Linked DNA regions of Mus musculus: region 1 is linked to region 2. Evidence: chromatin loops called from intact Hi-C (ENCODE). Cell type or tissue: heart. All regions are shown on one strand. Links, peaks and the distances in the headings refer to the core of each region. The heading gives the core; the rest is flanking DNA.

What was found. Hi-C counts contacts between places; a loop is a spot of excess contacts. Peaks named below come from ENCODE experiments on the same cell type or tissue, not always from the same donor. Only the 100,000 strongest peaks of a DNase experiment are listed, where the experiment ranks them.
Region 1: it touches region 2 in a loop (2.6-fold over the local background); 1 of 42 quality-filtered maps calls a loop at or near these places.

What each region holds. Positions count from the first base shown.
Region 1 is chr11:61,024,259-61,027,171 of GRCm38, forward strand. The region is part of intron 1 of Kcnj12 (potassium inwardly-rectifying channel, subfamily J, member 12); the gene reads left to right. Among named protein-coding and RNA genes, the nearest start is that of Kcnj12, 3.2 kb to the left of the region's middle. In heart, for the core only: no CTCF peak of the experiment used is centred there; a DNase peak (open chromatin) is centred at 1,543; H3K27ac peaks cover 1,900 bases; H3K27me3 peaks cover 626 bases.
Region 2 is chr11:61,090,446-61,093,358 of GRCm38, forward strand. No RefSeq gene overlaps it. Among named protein-coding and RNA genes, the nearest start is that of Tnfrsf13b, 35 kb to the right of the region's middle. In heart, for the core only: a CTCF peak has its summit at 1,391 (motif pointing left); no DNase peak of the experiment used is centred there.

The DNA of each region.
Region 1 (2,913 bases), core at 218-2,717, 66 kb before region 2:
TCAGTTGTGTTCAAGGGGTCCCTCCAATTGGTCAGGAGACACAAGGGTCTTTGTCATAGCAGGTGACCCTGGATAGGCTGAGCCACTCGTGAGAATAAATGCATGGCTGTGGGCATATGGCCCACCAGACCAGCCTCAGCATTGTGGGAACGGGGATGGGGGGTGGGGGAGGCTCAGACATCCTTAGGGACAAGGTAGGTAGAGCTGGTGCTGCTGGACCATCTTCTCCATTGAGATACTGCTATATGCGGACAGAAAGTGCCTTGTAAATACAGTGTTCACACAGGACTGACATTTGTGTACTTCAAGCCCTAATTGTTCCCATCTGTCTTGGGTTGGGTGGGCACAATGGCGTGATGGATTTGTCCTCTATCACTGAGCTCTCTAGGCAAGGTCCCCTGTAGATGTGTGTCTAGTGGAGGGAGGTTTAGGAGGCTGTGCTGTGTTGGGAGAGGTATCCGCGGCAGGTGCTTCCAGAGCCATGCAACATGTTAGGTCAAAACAGAAGGTTTGCCTCATTTTCCCCGAATCAGAAGGCTTTTTATGCAGACTCCTGTGTTTCTCTCTGCTCTGCCCTAGGCAGGACTGGGCAGTACTGAGTGGCTCTCTAGCAGTGAACTAACATGGCAGCAATAACAGTAACAACACTGGCCACAGTGGCACCTCTAGGCTCTGCGACACTGGGGCTAGTACAGCCGGCAGACAGTTTCCTCTGGCTCAGCCAGGCCTCCGGTGCCTGGAGCCATAGTTGGTATGACCAGTCATGGCACCCAAAGGCTTTGGCACAAAGCTATTGTGGAAGTGACTGCGTCATCAGTCTCAGCCATCTCTGTGGTCCTTGCCAGCCCCCGGGCAGGGTCTGCTAGTATACTGTGAGCTTTGCTCAATAGTCGGTCTCAATTCCCTGATCCTAACTCCTGCTCTGGGCAAGACCCTTCCTGCAACAGATGCAGCTGGGCCTGGTGGCTGGGCTGTGTCCAGGGCTGTGCTGTGAGTGAAACATGGGCACAGTTACCCCTCCCTGTGGACTGTCATTGGAGTCCTGCCAGGGACTGACACTGACGAGAGGCAGACAAGGGGGCAGCTCATGGGCAGCAGGAGGGGGAAGCTAAGCCTACGTCTCCGGAGGGTTGCTGGGGAGCAGAGGGTAAGGGGGCAGACAGCAGGGAAAAACGGTAGATAAAGCAAGAACGAAGAGAGCTGTCTGGGACTGGGTTCAGGCATGGCTGCTGATGCTTCAGAGGAGCTGTGGTGACAAAGGGGCTTTTCCAGAGGTACTGGCCCCAGGAAGGAGTTGAGGGCCCAGAGCTGGGCCAGCTAATTTAATTTGTTAATGGCCTGCCAGTGCAGAGGCTCGTATTCTCTCCACTATATGGATGGGAACAGAGGCCAGGAGGTGTTGGAGCTTCTGTGGTAGCCTGTGTGCTTCTGACCCAGAGCCTAGGGCCCTCCCAGGGACAGGCTGCACCTTTCCGTTGCTCACAGACACATTTACTGAGGGCAGTTATCTACCCTCGGGGAAGTTTCCACTAAGCCCTAGGGCCTGCCTGCCTCCCTATCTCCCAGGAAGTTACTTCTTTGGGACCTGATGAAGCCTGGCATGAGGTTAGTGTTCCATAAATGTTCCCTGCGGCTTCAGTGGCAGCCGTCTTGTGATGTGGCCAGAGCTGTAGTGGGTGTGAGCTCTGGAGTGTCCCGCATACAGAAACAGTAAGGAACCGTAAGTCAGTTTCACTGTGTAGGGAAGATTTGGTTTGAGTTGCAAATGGGGGTGTTTGAGAGGTTGGTGGGGCAAGAAACACATAGGTGCTCCTTCAGTTGCTGGGACTGAAGCCTGGAAGCCCTGGGACACCCAGGATGGAGAAGGGGAAGAGAGCCTTTAAACACGCCTATAAGGGGTATTGTAGGCTTGGCAAGACTGGGAGTCTCCAGAGGGGACCCCATGATGGAGAAGTCCATGTGGACTTCTGGTGCCCAAGCCTTGGAGATCACAGTGTAGCCCAGTCACCCTTTAGCTGCAAGGTAAACTGGCTAGGGAGAGGTGGCCTTCCGTGGAGGTGGCCTCAAATGCTGGCCTCCTACTCTGAGCTGTTCCCTGTGCCCATTCTCACCCACAGAGATGTCCTAAAGCTCTCGTGTTCCTCCTTGACTGCTGAGGTGACAACAACAGAGGCAGTGTGAGTCTGTGGGGACCTCAGAGATCCTGGCCCCGCACCCTCGTTAGCCTTCAGGCCTATAGTACCAAATACGGCTTCGTGGGCCTGGCCAGCAGGCATGGGGATGGGTGCCTTTCTCAGCTGCCCCAGGAGCAGCTTTGCTCTTGCTGGGTATCAGCTGTTTCTTGAGGGTGGGTGTGGCCTTGTGGGTCTGGCTTGGAAGCCCCCTAATGTCCCCTACAAGCTTTGGGCAGCTGAAGGGTCCCCTCTATTCCTTACCTGTGGCCCCATTTCTTGGAAGAACTCGGACTTGGAGATGGTTAGAGGATAAACAGTAAAAGGTATGGAGTGGCAGACCATTGTGGCTCAGATACCTACTGTGTGCTTGACTGGCTCTGGGTGGCAGCATTTCAGTGGTTCCGATCTGGCCTCTCTCACTGTGTGCACTTGCTTCTGCTTCTTTTCTGGCCCTCTTTGCCATGATTTCAACATGGCAGGCCTGGGCTCCATCAGGGCCTATGCCTGCGCCATTCCCTCATCTGGACCACTCCTTCCCAGGTCTGCACATGACCCTTTCCTTTCCACACTCACATGCTGCCCAATGCCACTTCTTTCCTGTAGCCCGTCCCCACAATTCCTCATGGCAGCAAAGCTATGCCCCTTCCCCTCTGTACCACTGTTTTCTCACCATAGAACCCAGTGCCATCTGCCCCTAGTGTTTTCATTTTCTATTTTCTTCATTGTCTTGGGCTATAAG
Region 2 (2,913 bases), core at 293-2,792:
CAGCACAGCACACTTCTCTCCAGAACCCAGCTGAGATGACAGCTCATTTATTCTTGTTATCAAAGTCACCATCAGCAAGAGTCAGATGCAAATCACCACAAGCTTAGAGGTGGTTTGATCTCTTTGTGTACATGAGACAGACGGCTGTCGGTCTCATGTACAGTATTTTGGAGCAACGAAGCATGTGTCATCCTATCACTTCTCCTGATATTGTTCCATTTGTCATTTTCTTTTCCTCCTGGAGACTCTTATGACATGGGAGAAAACTGTGGTTTCTTGCATGACTAGGTCTATATACCAGTGGACCTGGCTGGGCCTGAAGCAGCAGAGCAGTTAGCTCTGGGGCCCGACATCCCAGCACCCATCTCTGCTTCTGCTTCTTTTACTAACAAGGAAGGGCAGAAGTGAGACTCCCAGTTTCAACTTCCTGCATCAAGAAGGGGCACTTCAGGGTGTCCTGGGGATGGATACAGACTCTGGCTTAAGTGGAGGTGCTGCTCCAGGCTCCCCTGCTGTGGCTGCAGCTCTTTGGCAGCTTCAGTTTCTTTTGTACTTGGTGCCCTTGGCGGTGTTTGGGTGTGCTGGGAACGTGGTCCCCAGTGCAACAGCACTGAGTTTTCATTCACCGACTTCGCATACTGTGTGAGTGCCAACTGGGTGTGTCTTAGGACTTGGGGGAAACTGCAGCATGGCAGACAACCCCCTGAATGCTCTTTTGTGACAGGCTGACAAGTGCTCTCCATGACTCAGTGACACCGTTTGTAATACAAAACAAAACTGCATCAGCTTAATATAAAATCTAGAATGTGAGTCTCACAGATGCTAGCACTGTGTCCCAGCATGCCTACTTCACTGCAGGGCACCAATCACAGCTGCTAGCATTCTGTCCCAGCATGCCCCACTGCACACTGCAGGGCACCAATCACAGCTGCTAGCATTCTGTCCCAGCATGCCCCACTGCAGGGTACCAATCACAGATGCTAGCATTCTATCCCAGTATGCCCTACTGCAGGGCACCAACACACTTAGAGTTAGATGGGGCTTGGAGGGGGCGGTCGGGAGGGGAGGTACAGCAAGACAAAGGGAGATACTTTATATTTTGTACAGTTAATAAATTGGACAGACTATCTGTCTTATTTTCAAGTTGGTAAATGTAAGATTGCCAGAATTTAATTTACTGTAAGATTGCCAGAAGTGTAAGATTGGCTGTGTTCTGGTGAGGTGAATACAATCAGTTCTACTGATAAGTGAGGGATTTTAGTATTCTATAAAAAATTGTATTGAAGTTTGGTATTTAATTTAGATTAGCATTTCCTTTTGCAGTTAAAATACAGTTCAGACCCTTGCATTCTGGCTGTGGGAAATCAGCACTGCTTTGTGTATCTCGCCACCTGCTGGCCGCATTCATTCCCTTCAGAGACCTGATTTGGAAGAGGGATTAGAAAATCACTTTAAATCCTCTTTTTTTTTTTTCCCCCCCTCCAGAGATTTTATTCATAAGTAAGTTATTTCATGTGATTAACTCTCTTTCTCTCCCTGGGGGGAGGGGAGAGCTATAGAAGGCTGCAGGAACAGAGTGTAAAATGTGCATTAGTAATCTGCCAGGCCAGGCCAGGCTGGGAGGGAGAGGCAGACGGAAGGCTGGCTGCTGGGTCCTGCCGTGTGGGTTCAGCAGTGTAGCTCCCAATCTCAGATCCATTCGTGAAGTTCCTACACGGTGCCATAGCCCACATCTAGCTGGGACACCGGAGCTGGGAAGGAGTTTCCAGACCAGCTCTGAGAAACATGCTTGAGTTGGAAGAGGAGAATGGTCTGAAGTTGCATCCATTCCACTGTATTTAAAGGAATGAGTAGGTTAGAGATTTTATATTTTAAAAATGTCTCATTTTTCCCAAAGAACAAGATAGGAGGGTGAGTTGAACCCAAGAGTTTGAGACCAACCTGGGCAACATTGTGAGACCTTATTCTTGTTTGTTTGGTTAATTTGGTTTGGTTTGAGAAAGGGTCTCTGGCTGGCCTAAAACTGCCCTATAGAGCAGGCTGGCCTCAAACTCATAGATCTGCTTGTCTTTACCTCTTGAGTGCTGGCATTAAAGGTGTGCACCACCATATTCAGCATAAAAAACAAAACAATAACAACAAACCTTTTTTAAAAGAATCTTTTAACTAAAATATAGCCAGGGTTCAAATCACATTACATGTCTCCTAGTGGCACCTAATCTAGAATGCTCAGGGTTTAGACTCCAGGAGAGATTGATTGCCTGAAATACAGAAGAGAAAGGAAATGATTTTTGGCAGAACCGACAGATGCTAAAATCATGCAATGTTAAAACAGAAGTGTGAGGCTGAACTTTGGCTCAGCGTTTAGAGCACGTGTCACTCTTGACGAGGACGAGGCTTTAACACTCAGCACTCACGTGGCAGCCCACAGCCACCTGATACTCCAGTTCCAGGACATTCAACGCCCTCTTCTGACCTCTGAGTACCAGGCACAAGTGTGGTGCATAGACATGCATGCAGGCAAAACATTCAGACTCATGAAATAAAATAAATCTAAGGTAATTTAAGAAGCTGTAATGCTAAATGATGACACAGAATTATAATGCTAATTAAGGAAGCCATCGGTGTGTGCATATGAACACCAAAAATTAAAATCTCACAGATTTAGTTGTATCATCTTTGGTTACTTCATTAATACTAAGCTATGAAATAATTATTAAAATATATAAGTTTTATCTTGCTAGGGTAAAAGTTAGAAATTTTAAGCAAAAATTTAAATTCCAATAGAAGAATATTATATTATTACTAACATGCTAGCATGTGATAAACTATTTTATCTAAAAGACATATTTGATGGGGCTGGAAAGATGGATCAGTACTAGCTGCTCTTGCAGAGGACCCAGGCTCTGTCCC